Regions from separate parts of the Homo sapiens genome. Here region 2 is linked to region 1. A link is an interaction called in ENCODE POLR2A ChIA-PET data of the cell type or tissue named here. Cell type or tissue: PC-3. All regions are shown on one strand. Region 1 overlaps SFT2D2 (SFT2 domain containing 2). Region 2 overlaps TBX19 (T-box transcription factor 19).

Region 1 (8,000 bases):
ACTATAATGAAATTAAATTAGAAATCAAGAGATCTGCAAAATCCCCAAATGTTTAGAAGTTAACATGCTTATAAGTAATCAATGAGTCAAAAAAGAAATCACAGAAGACAAGAAAATATTTTGAATTGAATTAAAAACACAGTATATAAAAATTTGTAAGATACAGCTAATGCAGTGCTGAAAAGGAAATTTATGGCTTAAATGCTATTAGAAAAAAGACGTAAAAATCAATGGTTTAGGCTTCTACTTTAAATAGCTACAGAACAAATTAAACCCAAAGTATGTGTAAGAAAGAAAATAGGCCGGGTGTGGTGGCTCATGCCTGTAATCCCAGCACTTTGGGAGGATGAGGCAGACGGATCACCTGAGGTCAGGAGTTCGAGACCAGTCTGACCAACATGGAAAAACCCATCTCTACTAAAAAAATACAAAATTAGCCAGGTGTGGTGGCACATGCCTATCATCCCAGCTACTCAGGAGGCTGAAGCAGAAGAATCTCTCGAACCCGGGAGGCAGAGGTTGCAGTGAGCCGAGATCATGCCATTGCACTCCAGCCTGGGCAACGAGAGCAAAACTCCATCTCAAAAAAAAAAAAAAAGAAAGAAAATAAGAGGAAAAAATCAAATAATAGACAATGAACATTGAAAATCAATGAATCCAAATACTGGTTCTTTTATTGTAAAACATAACACAATAGAAAAGTACACAAACAAAAAAATACATATATAGCACAATGATTTATCAAATACCATTGAACTACCACATGGTCTTTGAAAAAAGACCATGACCAGCACCCAGAGGCACCCTCACATCATTTCCCCTCCCAATCCCTATTCTCTCTGTCCCTCTCAAAGTAATGACTATTCTAACTCACGCAAATAACTTCCTTGCTTTTCATTATTTTATCACCAATGGAAGCACCAAAGAACTTGAAAGTCCAGAGTTATTTTACCTATTTTCTTAAACTTCATATGATAACACAATAGGTACTAGATACATCTGTTGGCCATTCACATATCTGGCTTTGTGTGTTCAAATCTTAACCAAGTTGCCTTTGAAAAGATCAATGAAAAAAGCTGCCAACCTTCTACCTACACTAAGCAAGGCAAGAGAAGGCTCAAATTACCAACATTAGCAATGAAAGAAAGGACATAAGTAGAAATCTTACAAATATTAAAATAGGGAAACATCATGAACAACTTTACACCAATTAGACAACCTACTTTACACAAAATAACTAAACCAGCTAGGTGTGTAGGAATATACCAAAATAGGCCAGGCACAGTGGCTCAGGTCTATAATCCCAGCACTTTGGGAAGCTGAGGCAGGTGGATCACCTGAGGTCAGGAGTTCAGGACCAGCCTGGCCAACATGGTGAAACCTCGTCTCTACTAAAAATACAAAAATTAGCTGGGTGTGGTGCGCTACTGTAATCCCAGCTACTTCGGAGGCTGAGGCACAAGAATCACTTGAACCTGGGAGGCCGAGGTTGCAGTGAGCCAAGAACACACCACTGCATTCCAGCCTGGGCAGCAGAGTGAGACTCCATCTCAAAAATATATATATTTATTTGTTTGTATGTATGTATGTATGTATGTATGTGTGTGTGTATTTTTTTTCCAAAATAAACACTTAAGGAAATGTCTTACTTTTTAAAAACCTTCCAAACTGTCCCTAGACCCATGTGAAACCCTAAGTCATTTAAAAGAGAGGACTACATGTCAGGTTAGGTCCCCCAAAACATCTTTAAGTGCCTATAATGTGTGCTACACACTGAGAATTCAAATTAAAGATACGGTTTTTTCTTACAGTTCTACAGTCTTCCTTTGGCTTAAAGACTCCTGGAAATACAGACATGAGTAAGAGACAACACTAGATTTATTAAAGATCATAATGCTATCATTTATTGAAGAAAGAAAGCAAAAAAAACTAACAATTGTGATGGGGGAGGAGAGACAGCTTGGCAACATTCCTTTTAAAGTTAAGTTAGCATAAAGAAAACAATATTTAGTAAATGAAATAGATTTTCAAGGTAGGAAAAGTAGTACTCAAGAATGTATTTTTGGATACAAAAATTCAGTTACACAATCAGTAGCATTCAAAATTAGTTATGAGTATTTATACAATTACAAAAATGGATTCATGTTTTAACAACGTATTTTAAAAGCTCAAACATTTTAAAACAGGCACAATATTCTAAAGGCATATGCATTCACCATGGGCTTTTGAATGTCCTCACTCCCAACTTCACAATCAAAATCTACAGAAGCGGCAAAAGATCAGAGTTCAGAGGGCTATTTTTTTTTTCCCTTTCCTTACTTAAGGTTGCAAACACATTGACAGAGGCAAAATAAACACGTTTCATAGCAGAAAGACCAAAAAATTGAATGTAAACCATAGCTCTCCCTTGGGAGATTACACAAATACAAGGTTCATCTGTACTTAGAACAAGGCTCATAACTTCTTGTAGCATGGACATTCAACAGGCACAGAGCAACAACATTCACCCAAATACCAGCTGCAATTTGTCCTTTAAGGATGCCTCACAAGGATATTATGTCCAGGTAGCTAGTCCATTTATATCGGGGACCAGTTGTCCTTTTGTTGTTTGTGGCTGTTTATTAAATGTAGTGGCACAACTTTGTTGTGAATATGTACCATCATTTGCTACAATCTAGACAGATCATCCTGTCTACAAAAAATCATTTTCTACATTTCTAAGACCATTATCAGTTTATCTGCTCCTGCTAGAAAAGGACATACTTTTTGTCAATTTACATTAACAAAGGCTCTGCTACTCCCCATTTACTCGCTGCAATGAAAACTGGTAAGCCAAGGGTAAAGCTTAAGTATCAGGGACTATGAATTTAGGGTAGAAGTGAAAATAACCAAAGTGGAACTAAATCCCCTATTCTTGAGTGCAACTGAGATCAAGTAAACTTCGCTGGACTTTCTTCTTAACTATAAAACTATTAACCAGAAGGTAAAGTCACACAATTTTACCTCCCAACAAACTTTTAAAATAAAAATTTCCAAAAAATTTAGATGTCTAGGTTTTGTTATATCTTACCAAGAGTTACACAGACATAAATTTGTATTTAACTTCAGTTAAACATCTATTCACTTTTTAAAAATGCTGTCTGCAAATAAACTACTGGACATCTTAAGCTTACTAAAAAAAACTTAAGATTTTTAAATTAAAAAAAAAAAACTAGGACAAAAATCTAGCAAATGGTTTCACGTACCTTTAAACACTGATTCTTAAAAATTTATATGCTGAAAATGAGGTTTGAGAATACGTATTTTAAACCATTTATAATCCTACCGTCGACTCTAGTCAGAAGTTATCTGAGCAAAGAGAAAATAAAGCCTGGCGTAGACAGTCCCATAGAAAATAGAATCCATAGCCACTGGGCTGCCCTTCAATTTCCCAATTCATTCCACTAAGTCTCATGATGCAAATCTGTCACTTTCATAGAGCTATCAAAAACAGAAGCCAAGCCAGATCCTCCACACTTTAAGATATGGTTCCTTATTATCTATTTTAACAGAAGTATCAAAAAGTGATTTTTTTTTTTATTTATTTTTGAGACAGAGTCTCACTCTGTTGCTCAGGCTGGAGTGCAGGGGTGCGATCTCGGCTCACTGAACTTCCACCTCCTGGGTTCAAGCAATTCTTGTGCCTCAGCCTCCCTCCCAAGTAGCTGGGATTATAGGCGCACACCAGCTAGCCTGGCTGATTTTTTTGCTGTTGTATTTTTTGTAGAGATGGGGTTTTGCCATGTTGGCCAGGCTGGTCTTGAACTCCTGACCTCAAGCGATCCACCCACCTCAGCCTCCCAAAGTGCTCAGATTACAGGTGTGAGCCACTGCACCCAGCCAAAAGGTAATTTTATTTGGAATGCATTTCATGATTTTATTTCTTGCTCCCTGAGCCTGCAGTGATTAGGGTGGAAGGGAAGTGGCACTCAGGCAGATAATTCACAAAGTCACCACACAAGGGTGATAGATGATCCACCACTGAGATAATCAACCCAGTGAAAATGCTACACTGGGGACCATGTTTTGCCCTTCCCAGACAAGACATCTTGAGCTAGGATCTGAGCTACGGCTATGCAGAGGAGCAGAACTGAAGGCTCCGTTTGAGCCCTTTCTGCAAAAGGGGATGCATTTCAGATAATGAGACAAGAGACGGGAGTGAGTTAGTACACAGCACGCCCAATACCCAACAAGCAGCCTCAGAGAGACTGGGAGAAGGGGGAGAGGGGACTGGAAGCCATCTCTTCTGTTCTGAAGGGCAGTGCTCCTCCCAAGACAGCACTCAGAGAGCCAACAGCCCAGGGCAGATCACGCCAGGACAGTGCTTCCATATGGCTGGCTGAGCACCATATTCCAATCTGCAAAAGAGTCACCTTATTGGTTCCCTTAACTTCCAAAATGCAGCAAGCCCTCCTTCACCCAGCAGTGAACGGAAGGGAAGGGAATGCAGGGCAGCAGGGAGACAGAGACCATCATTAACTACAGGTCTGAAACCCTAATTCTTTACTCACTCATCAGGTTGCTTTTAATCACTGCTGTTGCTTGGTAACAGGTTTCAGCAGATTTGAAATGGATTTCTTCCTCCCACAGTCTAACAAAAACAAGTAGGGAAACAACCAAAGAATAAGGCAACTTAAGGAAAAACGCAGGAAGACCCTGGGAGGCAGGGTCATGCAAAAGCTGCCAATGGTGTCCTGATGGGAGCTGTCTGAGCAAACTGGCCACAGGCCGTGAGTGAAAGCAAAGCAGAAGCCTTTCTACAAGACCCATCTCCTGCCAAGAACCCCTCCCTGACGCCTCCACTCGTGGGGTCTGGGATAGGCTCTTTACCTTCTCAGAGGATGGAGGCAATACCATTCACTGGGCAGTCACTGTGAATATTGAATGAGATAAAACATGGCAGTGTCTACAGCGCCGGGCACATAGTACTAGATAAGTATTTGTTAAATAAATTAATGATCGGAGACATTCACTCTCATCTTCCAAAGTTGTCAGTTATTTCTGGGATTAAATAACACCTACCCTACTGAGACTCTACTTATGCCAAGCCCTATTCTAAGCACTTGACACGTCTCACTGACATCTTGCAATGACCCAGCAGGAACTGTTATTCCCACAATTTTTAAACAGATGAACAAACTGAGGAGCCAGAGGTTAGGTAACCTGTTCAAAATGACACAACTAGTATATGACTAGTCACAGCTCACAGCCAGATGCATCTGACTTCAAAGCCTACATTCACTACTAGTATGCTATACAGGTGACATCTTAAAAGGTACCTTGGCCTCATGTCCCACAAAGTCAATCCAGGCATTAAAAAGGACATGGGGCTGGGCATGGTGGCTCACGCCTGTAATCCCAGCACTTTGGGAGGCCGAGGCAGGAGGATCACTTGAGGTCAGGAGTTCGAGACCAGCCTGGCCAACATGGTGAAACCCTGTTTCTACTAAAAATACAAAAATTAGCCGGGTGTGGTGGCACATGCCTGTAGTCCCAGTTTCTTGGGAGGCTGAGGCACAAGAATCACTTGAACCCAGAAGGCAGAGGTTGCAGTGAGCTGAGATCATGCCACCGCACTCTAGCCTGGGAAACTGAGCAAAACTCCATTTCAAAATTAAAGCAGTGTGTAGAGGGAAATTTATAGCACTAAATGCCCACAAGAGAAAGCAGGAAAGATCTAAAATCAACACCCTAACATCACAATTAAAAGACCTAGAGAAGCAAGAGCAAACAAATTCAAAAGCTAGCAGAAGACAAGAAATAACTAAGATTAGAGCAGGACTGAAGGAGATAGAGACCACGAAAAAAACAATGAATCCAGGAGCTGGTTTTTTGAAAAGATCAACAAAATAGATAGACTGCTAGCCAGACTAATAAAGAAGAAAAGAGAGAAGAATCAAATAAATGCAATAAAAAATGATACAGGGGATATCACCACCGATACCACAGAAATACAAACTACCATTAGAGAATACTATAAACAACTCTACGCAAATAAAGTAGAAAATCTAGAAGAAATGGATAAATTCCTGGACATATACACCCTCCCAAGACTAAACCAGGAAGAAGTCGAGTTCCTGAATAGACCAATAACAAGTTCTGAAATTGAGGCAGTAATTAATAGCCTACCAACCATAAAAAGTCCAGGACCAGATGGATTCACAGCCGAATTCTACCAGAGGTACAAAAGGGAGCTGGTACCATTCCTTCTGAAACTATTCCAAACAATAGAAAAAGAGGGAATCCTCCCTAACTCAATAGATGCAGAAAAGGCATTCAACAAAATTCAACAGCCCTTCATGCTAAAAACTCTCAATAAACCAGGTATTGATGGAACGCATCTCAAAATAAGAAGAGCTATTTATGACAAACCCACAGCCAATATCATACTGAATGGGCAAAAACTAGAGGCATTCCCTTGGAAAACCAGCACAAGACAAGGATGCCCTCTCTCACCATTCCTACTCAACATAGTACTGGAAGTTCTGGCCAGGGCAATCAGGCAAGAGAAAGAAATAAAGGGTATTCAATTAGGAAAAGAGGAAGTCTTAAACGTAAGACCCAAAACCATAAAAACCCTAGAAGAAAACCTAGGCAATACCATTCAGGACATAGGCATAGGCAAAGACTTCACGACTAAAACACCAAAAGCAATGGCAACAAAAGCCAAAATAGACAAAATGAGATCTAATTAAACCAAAGAGCTTCTGCACAGCAAAAGAAACTATCATCAGAGTGAACAGGCAACCTACAGAATGGGAGAAAATTTTTGCAATCTATCCATCTGACAAAGGGCTAAGATCCAGAATCTACATAGAACTTAAACAAATTTATAAGAGCAAAACAACCCCATCGAAAAGTGGGCGAAGGATAGACACTTCTCAAAAGAAGATATTTATGCAGCCAACAAACATATGAAAAAATGCTCATCATCACTGGTCATTAGGGAAATGCAAATCAAAACCACCATCAGATGCCATCTCATGCCAGTTAGAATGGCAATCATTAAAAAGTGGCATGGTGGCCACAGATGCTGGAAAGGACAGGGAGAAATAGGAATACTTTTACACTGTTGGTGGGAGTGTAAATTAGTTCAACCATTGTGAAAGACAGTGTGGCGATTCCTCAAGGATCTAGAACTAGAAATACCATTTAACCCAGCAATCTCATTACTGGGTATATACCCAAAGGGTTATAAATCATTCTACTATAAAGACACATGCACATGTATGTTTACTGCAGCATTGTTCACAACAGCAAAGACTTGGAACCAACCCAAATGTCCATCAATTATAGACTGGATAAAGAAAATGTGGCATATATACACCCATGGAATAGTATTCAGCCATAAAAAAAGGATGAGTTCATGTCCTTTGTAGGGACATGGATGAAGCTGGAAACCATCATTCTCAGCAAACTAACACAAGAACAGAAAACCAAACACCACATGTTCTCACTCATAAGTGGGAGTTGAACAATGAGAACACATGGAAAAGGGAGGGGAACATCACATACCGGGGCCTGTCCGGGGGTGGGGGCTAGGGGAGGGATAACATTACATGTATACCTATGTAACAAACCCGCATGTTCTGCACATGTACCCCAGAACTTAAAGTATAATTTAAAAAAAGAAGTATTTCCAGAATCTCATATAAAAAAAGAAAATTAAAAATGCAGTTTATTTATGTAAAAGATCAGTGGAACTTAAAGATAATCACTGAGTGACTTACAGTAAAAATTAAAAAATGAAAAAGACTAGTGTACTACAAAAGAGACTATCTGAAAAAAAAGAAATATCACAGAATATCAAAAACTTGAATGGGAACAAGAACTCTGCAGTTTGAGATTTCTGATAGTCATGAAAAAGAAGAAGACCTGTTGCATAAAAACCATTTGATGCAAGATGAAATTGCCAGGCTCAGGCTGGAAATACACACAATAAAAAATCAAATCCTGGAAAA
Region 2 (8,000 bases), 51 kb before region 1:
TTAGAAACCAGGAGACTGGGGGTTTTATGAAATAATTTTTTTAAAAAAAACTAAGATTGTTATACCTAGTTAATCAAATATTTGTACATAAAATAACAATAAAATAAAACACAAAAACAATCATATCATAGATGTATATTAGATGACGGGGTTCCATCTTTAGCTACTCCTTTTCCTAGCTGTTTATCCATTTCTCCTGACTGCCCCCACCCCAGCCCATACCCCAAGGGTTTAATCAGCAGAGTCACAGACCTGAGGGAGAATGGTTTCTGTGCATGTACGCAGAAGGGTAGGGAGCCTGCCGGTGTCCTCGGAGACCCGAATAGTGCTCACAGCCATGGTGGGTGTGGGGAGCAGGCAGAGGCAGAGGAGCGGCATACTGGTAATTGGAGTTTCCTGCTGTGCACACTCCATCTGGATTGGAAAAGATCCAGCCTCCCACTAAAATAGACAAGAGGAATACACCAAGACTGAGTCTGTGAACTCCCACACCAAAAATCAGGTGACCAGCTACTTTACACAGCTACAATTCTTGTAAATGACACTGATGCCAGCCTGTGTGATGGTGCCAGCCTGTGTGGTGGTACCATCCCCTAGCTGCCACTGCCCTTGCCCATGAGCAGCTAACTTGGCTTCTCTGGAAATGCATGACCAGTCCTGAAACTGCCTTTGCAAAAATTGTATCAGTGAGAAAATTTTGGCAGTTGAAGACTTCTGATCTACCCAATCTCCCTCTTGCCTTTAGCCTTCAAGCTGCCAAGCTAGCTTTGGGAGACATTTAGCTTATAGTTTAAATAATAGTAATCCTTCTCTAAAACTCAACTGCCTTTGTAAAGCTAATGAAAGACTACCAGGCTAGGAGCATAGAGGAGCCTGAATTCTGCTAAGATGTAGACACAAATGATTGCCAGCCATTATTCCAGACTTTACAATATACGCAACTTTCCCAATTACTCCTGCAGATAACATCACTATTGTAGAACCTAAGATAGGCCTTTAGAGATATCTTTTCAGGTTTTTGGCATATCTGACACCAGTGGCTCCACCTGGACCCACCAACCCCACCTGTGGCCCCACCCAGAAGTGACTCAGCACCAGAGGACAGCTTCAATTCCCTGTGATTTCATCTCTGATCCAACCAATCAGCAGCAAGCACCTATTGTCTAGCTACCCCCACTTCTTCCCTGAAATTGCCTCTGAAAAAGGTAACCTAACCTACAAGTTTTTGAAGAGATTGATTTGAGTAAGAGCTCTGTCCCCAAAATGGCATGGCCAGATTCATGTCTATTAAACTCTTTCTTTATTGCAACGCTGTGGTCTTTGTGTCAGAGGTGTTTGAACCAGAGTGACTCCATCTTGAATAGGGGCCGGGTAAAGTGAGGCTGAGACCTACTGGGCTGCATTCCCAGGTGGTTAGGAATTCTTAGTCACAGGATAAGATAGGAGGTGAGCACAACATACAACAAAGGCCTTGCTGATAAAACAGGATGCAGTAAATAAGCCGGCCAAAACCCACCAAAACCAAGATGGCAATGAAAATGACCTCTGGTTATCCTCACTGCTAGTTATATGCGAATCATAATGCATTAGAATGCTAAAAGACACTTCAACAAGCACCATGATAGTTTACAAATGCCATGGCAATGTCAGGAAGTTACCCTATGCGGTCTAAAAAGGGGAGAAATCAACCCTCAGCTGTGGGAATTGCCCGCCCCTTTCCTGAAAAACTTATGAATAATCCACCCCCTGTATAGCATATAATCAAGAAATAACTATAAGTATACTCAGTTGAGCAGCCCATGCCTCTGTTCTGCCTATGAAGTAGCCATTCTTTTATTCCTTTACTTTCTAAATAAACTTGCTTTCACTTTACTCTGTGGACTTGCCCTGAATTCTTTCTTGCATGAGGTCCAAGAACCCTTTGTTGGGGTCTGGATCAGGACCCCTTCTCAGTAACATCTTTTTGTGCAACCAGCAGGAAGAACCTATCAGGTGGTTACAGTCCTATCAAAGGACTCTATCAAAGGGTGGAAAACCTCTAAAGCAACACTGGAATATAGCAATATGAAATACGATGAGTTCATGTCCTTTGTAGGGACATGGATGAAGGTGGAAACCATCATTCTCAGCAAACTATCGCAAGGACAAAAAACCAAACACCGCATGTTCTCACTCATAGGTGGGAATTGAACAATGAGAGCACATGGACACAGGAAGGGGAACATCACACACCAGGACCTGTCGTGGGGTAGTGGGAGTGGGGAGGGATAGCATTAGGAGATATATCTAATGTAAATGACGAGTTAATGGGTACAGCACACCAACATGGCACATGTATACATATGTAACAAACCTGCACGTTGTGAACATGTACCCTAGAACTTAAAGTATAACAAAAATAAATAAATAAATAAATAAAAAGAAATACTATCTGAATGCAGAAGTTAATAGAAATGCAAAGTTAAGGTGCTTCAGGCTTAATTAAAATAAAAGGCAGTCTAGGAGGCATTACACGTATATGTAACTCATGGACCTTCAGCTACCAGGGAAGGTAGGGAATGATTAATGTGGTTACGCAGGAAGAGTGAAAGCCTCTCTATTTCTGCCGAGTGTGAAGGTGCCTTCAGTTCTCACTCTAAGCAAGAGATATCATGATGCCTTCCAACCCCACCCCACAAAGAGAATTCTGACAGCACAGAAAGGGAGAGCTGGCCTAGCACAACTTGACAGCAAGCATTTTGGGGTTTTTTTTTGGTTTTGGGGTTTTTTTCCTTTTTTCTTCTTTTTCATTCCACTTATTTACTGGCAGGCAGCAAGCATTTTGCAGAATATTTTGGACGACTGCAAAATGTTTTGTAGAAAGATTCTGAACAGAAGACTATTTCGAGTGAGTTTATGGGCAAAGACTGAGACTTAGTACTGCAGGCCCCAAAACAAGAAGCTTGTTCTCCCGCTGACCATGCCTCAGCTAAGGGATCAGTGGATGGGGATTCAGATAGAAACAGAGCTGTTCCTTAAGAACATTGGCTAAGGATTGTCACCTGGGCTTCGGCAATGAGGAAATGGAGCTTGATATTAGAACCCACCGCCTTCGCTTAATACTTTTTAAGTACAAGTAAGCAAATTGTACAAAGTTCATATTACAATCATTCCCAACAAATCCTTTTGTCATCTTCATTTTCCCAGAGTTGCACAAACTTATGGCCCAAGGGGTCCCCATCTGACTAACAGAATCAAGATTCATGCACCCAGCGGGCAAAACCAGGCAAGTGGCCCCTCAGAACCAGACTTTGCCACATATAATGTACACACCTCAAGAAGTTTGCTGAGAAGATTGCAACACATGAACTTTGAACTCCTATGGTTCTGCACATGGCCCTAACCTAGAAAACGAGGTTTTTATTCCAGTTCATTCCACCTAAAGGAAAAAACTGAGGGGGAAGTGATAAAAGAAAAACAGCTCAGAACAGTCTGAGTTATGTGAGGCATGCAAAATTTATCAGACCCAGAGGGATGTGAGTGTGAGGAGCAGCTTCAGTCAAGGGCACCCCCTGCACCCATGCCTGGGGGCAATTCTTTAAAGGCATTTTTGTTCCTGACTAGCTGCCTCACCCATTATCTTCACGTTCCTGGAATGTGTGATACAAAGAACAATATATAACCAATCAGCAGCTCATGTTACAGTAGACAGTTTATGAATCACCTCTTATTTTTCCCTTTAAAAATCCACTTGTAACTGCTGCTAACCCAAGTATATATTCAGGGGAACTTGAATCTGTGCTCCCAAGCTGTAGTCCTCAAACTTGACCCAAATAAACTTTTTACTTATATTAATGTTGCCTCAGTTTTTTCATTTAGGTTGACAGTCATTTTTAAAGAGTGCTTTTCGGCCGGGGGCAATGGCTCATGCCTGTAATCCCGGCACTTTGGGAGGTCGAGGCAGGCGGATCACAAGGTCAGGAGTTCAAGACCAGCCTGGCCTATATGGTGAAACCCCATCTCTACCAAAAATACAAAAATTAGCCGGGCATGGTGGCACATGCCTGTGGGCCCAGCTGCTCGAGAGGCTGAGGGAGAGGAGTCACTTGAACCCGGGAGGCGGAGGTTGCAGTGAGCCAAGACTGGGCCATTGCACTCCAGCCTGGGCAACAGAGCGAGACTCCATCTCAAAAAAAAAAGAGTGCTTTTCTGAGAGCTGCTTCTCTTTATGCGGCTATACTCCCAGGTCTGTTATGGAAGGTGCAGTAAGATTGAAGGGAAGGAAGAAGTAAAGAACTCTGCAGCTGGCAAACTGCATAAGGGATCTTTGCAAGCCAATATAATCCAAATTAAAGAGGGTTTCAGACATCAGGGTTAACTTTCCTACTCTGATGTCACTGATCGTGGGTTGCATTGCAGCTGCAGAGGATTCCCTCCACCATCCTGGGACATGGACAAGGTAACACCCTGATGGGAACATCCAACACTACCTTCAGAATCCCAGCTATATTACTCCACCTCTTCCTACAGCCTTCCAGCCCACAAATAAAGACTCTTCCCCATGGAGGCTACAGCCTGCATGACACATTGCTATGGGAACCAACTCCAAAATTAGCAAACACTAAGAACAGGAGAACTCCAAAACAGAGAGACCAGAGTGGCAAGCATAACGTTAGGAGGCAAGCCGAGAACACACTGTTGAGGGCTCAGAGCCTTACTGACAAGAAAACCAGAGTCTAAGAAATTCATCATTTTCATTCTTATCTCCTGCCTAAGACTTTTTTAAGTCTCTTAAGCCTAGGACCATTGGCTCTCTCTCTGGAATTCTGGAAAGGGCACAAATTTGTCCTTAATAGAATAAACTGTGTGTTGGGTTTTGATTTGGAAGTCCTTAAGCAGTCCTGACAGGCAAAGAGTCTGAGTGTGGAAGGAGCTGGCTCCAGGTACAGCCCCACGCACCTCCCGCCTCATGTACACCCAACTCACAGTGAGAATAGGTCACATGCTGGCTCTCAGAGATAGCCTCCGGTACGTCTCTTAGGTGATTTCTGAAAGAGTAAAGAAAATGCACCATGGCTGTCCAACTTTTTATGTATGTCCACTATAAAGCATACCCAAAATTCTCCTTGAAGAGCAATCAATTTCTTAGAATAAGAAAACCAAACACCTTTTTCCTAAGCTCCTGTCCTTCCCCATTCTCCTTCCTTCGGGGTGCTGTCTCTACTTGTGCAATTGCTCTTGGAGTTGCAGTTTTACTGTTTACCCCTCTTTACCACATTTACAGCTATCCCTGTTTATTTTGATCTGAATAATTTGGGGATATTGCTCCTGACTGACAAGATTCAAGCAATAATAACAGCACAATTCCATGGCACAATTACATATGTGATATGCTAGATCCACCAATGACCCTGTGAGGGAAATATTAACATATTTTTCTAATTTTGTAGATTAGAAAAGTGGATCTCGAGGAGGTAAACTGACTTATGCAAGAACAAACAGCCAGTAAATTACAGAGCAAGGATTCAGTCAGGACCTCTTACTCAAAGTCCTAAATTCTTTGTATTATACCATGCTACTGTCACTTTGAATCTAGATTGTGTCATCTCACATATCAGTTTATCCTTTAGGCCTTTTGTTAACTGAAAACGTTATAAGTGTGTCTTGTATATCATCATAATTTATTCCAATATTGGAGCTAGGCACAGTAGCTCACTCCTGCAATCTCAGCAACTAAGGAGGCGGAGGCAGGAGGATCACTTGAGGCCAGGAGTTTGAGACTGTCTGGGCAACATACTGAGAGCCCCTGTCTCTTTAAAAAAAACACATAGCCAGGCATGGTGGCACATGCCTGTAGTCCCCACTACTTGGGAGGCTGAAGCAGGAGGATAGCTTGAGCCCAGGAATTTAAGGCTGCAATGAGCTATATCACACCACTGTACTCCAGTCCGCGTGATAGAGCAAGACCCCATCTCTAAAATAATAATAATAATATATTCAAATATTGGACAGGACAGGGTCATGTGATGCATCATTATGAACATCTGTCCATTAATCTAGAGCCTTATCAGAGCCTTTAAGGTGAACAGGAAAGATTAGACAGTTATAAAAACTATTTAAAAGATTTGAAACTCAAGCAATAAAATCTGAACATTAAAAAGATAATCATATTATACTGTAGGCTTTGTCAATTAAAAAGTCAGTGATAAGCACCATCATCTTCTTTTTCCTGGGATGCAAAAGACATAGAGTCTGGGCACGGTGGCTCAAGCCTGTCATCTCAGCAATTTGGGAGGCCGAGGCGAGTGGATGACCTGAGGTCAGGAGTTCAAGACCAGCCTGGCCAACATGGCAAAACCCTGTCTCCACTAAAAATAAAACATAAAAAATTAGCTGGGCATGGTGGTGGCCACCTGTAATCCCAGCTACTAGGGAGGCTGAGACATGAGAATCGCTTGCACCCAGGAAGCAGAAGTTGCAGTGAGCCAAGATAGTGCCACTCCAGCCTGACTCTGTCTCAAAAAAAAAAAAGAAAGAAGGAAGGAAGAATGAAAGAAAGAGAGAGAGAGAGAAAGAAAGAAAGAAAGAAAGAAAGAAAGAAAGAAAGAAAGAAAGAAAGAAAGAAAGAAAGAAAGAAAGAAAGAAAGGAAGGGAGGGAGGGAGGGAGGGGAGGAGAGGAGAGGAGGGAGGGAAGGGAAGGGAAGGGAATGGAAGGGAAGGGAAGAAGGAAAGCTAGGAAGGAAAGGAAGGAAAGGAGGGAAGCAAAGGAAGGAAGGAAAGGAAGAAAGAAAAAGAAGGAAGGAAGGAAAAGAAGGAAAGGGAAAGAAGGGAAAGAAAGAAAGGAAAAAAGAGAGAAAGGAAGGAAGAAAGAAAAGATATAGAGATGGCAGGTCGCTGCCCCGAAGTAGCAGAATCATCACTCATACCCCCAGAAGTCTCCGACTTCTTTTCTCAGCAGAGGAAATGTGAACCTGTCTCCATTTTTCACTTTTCCTAGGCTAAATGTAGTTTTAAAAAAGCAATTTATTAATGCCATGCTACTCAGAAGTAATTAGGAAAAAGGCAGAGTGAATTATTATAAATCTAAATCATTTAATTTTTTTAATGTGATTGTGCTACTTTCAAGAATTCATAGTAAAACAGGTCTTTAAAAAAAATTGTTAGTTAACAGTTCTCCCGGATCCCTATTATAACGAATAGATAATTATGATTTGAATTTTCTAGATGTTGTTGAATATTGAATTGAATATTGAAAGCCTATTTCTTTTTTTTCTGAGACGGAGTCTCGCTCTGTCGCCCAGGCTGGAATGCAGTGGCGCCATCTCGGCTCACTGCAAGCTCCGCCTCCCGGGTTCACGCCATTCTCCTGCCTCAGCCTCCCGAGTAGCTGGGACTACAGGCGCCCGCCACCACACCCGGCTAATTTTTTGCATTTTTAGTAGAGACGGGGTTTCACCATGTTAGCCAGGATGGTCTCGATCTCCTGATCTCGTAATCTGCCCGCCTCGGCCTCCCAAAGTGCTGGGATTACAGGCATGAGCCACCGCACCTGGCCGAAAGCCTATTTCTATAAAAGGTAATGAAAGTGCTACTAGTCTAGTTCCTTTCAAGATAATCATAAATTCCACATTTGTATTTGCATAAATCATTCATTAGAAGATTTCACTAAAATTTCTTTACTTACCTTTCCTTGGCATCCAAGAAGGCTTTGGCAAAAGGATTGTACTTGATTTTGAGAGCCGTTATCTTGCATTTACAAAGACAAGAAGTGTTAGTAAAAGTAGGATACACATGGGCAAACAGAACCCTTTGTCTTCTGTAAAACCAGTTTAATTCCCTCTCTTTTCCTTCCCTTTCCCACCAGGCACGATGGCTTATGCCTGTAATCCCAGCACTCTGAGAGGCAGAGGCCCTTTCCATCTTTGCTTACTCCAGCACTTAATCACCACTGCGCTGTCTCTGGCAAAGGACATTTTATCATTGCATGTGGTGAAAATGCTAATGCCATGTAAAGTGAGAAA

What was found. ChIA-PET counts read pairs that join two places held together with the same protein. Peaks named below come from ENCODE experiments on the same cell type or tissue, not always from the same donor. Only the 100,000 strongest peaks of a DNase experiment are listed, where the experiment ranks them.
Region 2: POLR2A ChIA-PET joins it to region 1 with 12 read pairs; 5 of 35 experiments call an interaction of 5 or more read pairs at or near these places.

The regions. Positions count from the first base shown.
Region 1 is chr1:168,246,903-168,254,902 of GRCh38, reverse strand. SFT2D2 (SFT2 domain containing 2) reads right to left here. Exons shown (of 8, transcript NM_199344.3): 8 at 1,882-8,000. It also overlaps the pseudogene ANKRD36BP1. Among named protein-coding and RNA genes, the nearest start is that of SFT2D2, 25 kb to the right of the region's middle. In PC-3, no CTCF peak of the experiment used is centred here; no DNase peak of the experiment used is centred here.
Region 2 is chr1:168,297,449-168,305,448 of GRCh38, reverse strand. It overlaps TBX19 (T-box transcription factor 19), which reads right to left. Exons shown (of 8, transcript NM_005149.3): 4 at 7,664-7,725; 5 at 4,966-5,027; 6 at 253-441. Among named protein-coding and RNA genes, the nearest start is that of TBX19, 21 kb to the right of the region's middle. In PC-3, no CTCF peak of the experiment used is centred here; DNase peaks (open chromatin) are centred at 1,508 and 3,588; H3K4me3 peaks cover 421 bases; H3K27ac peaks cover 2,106 bases.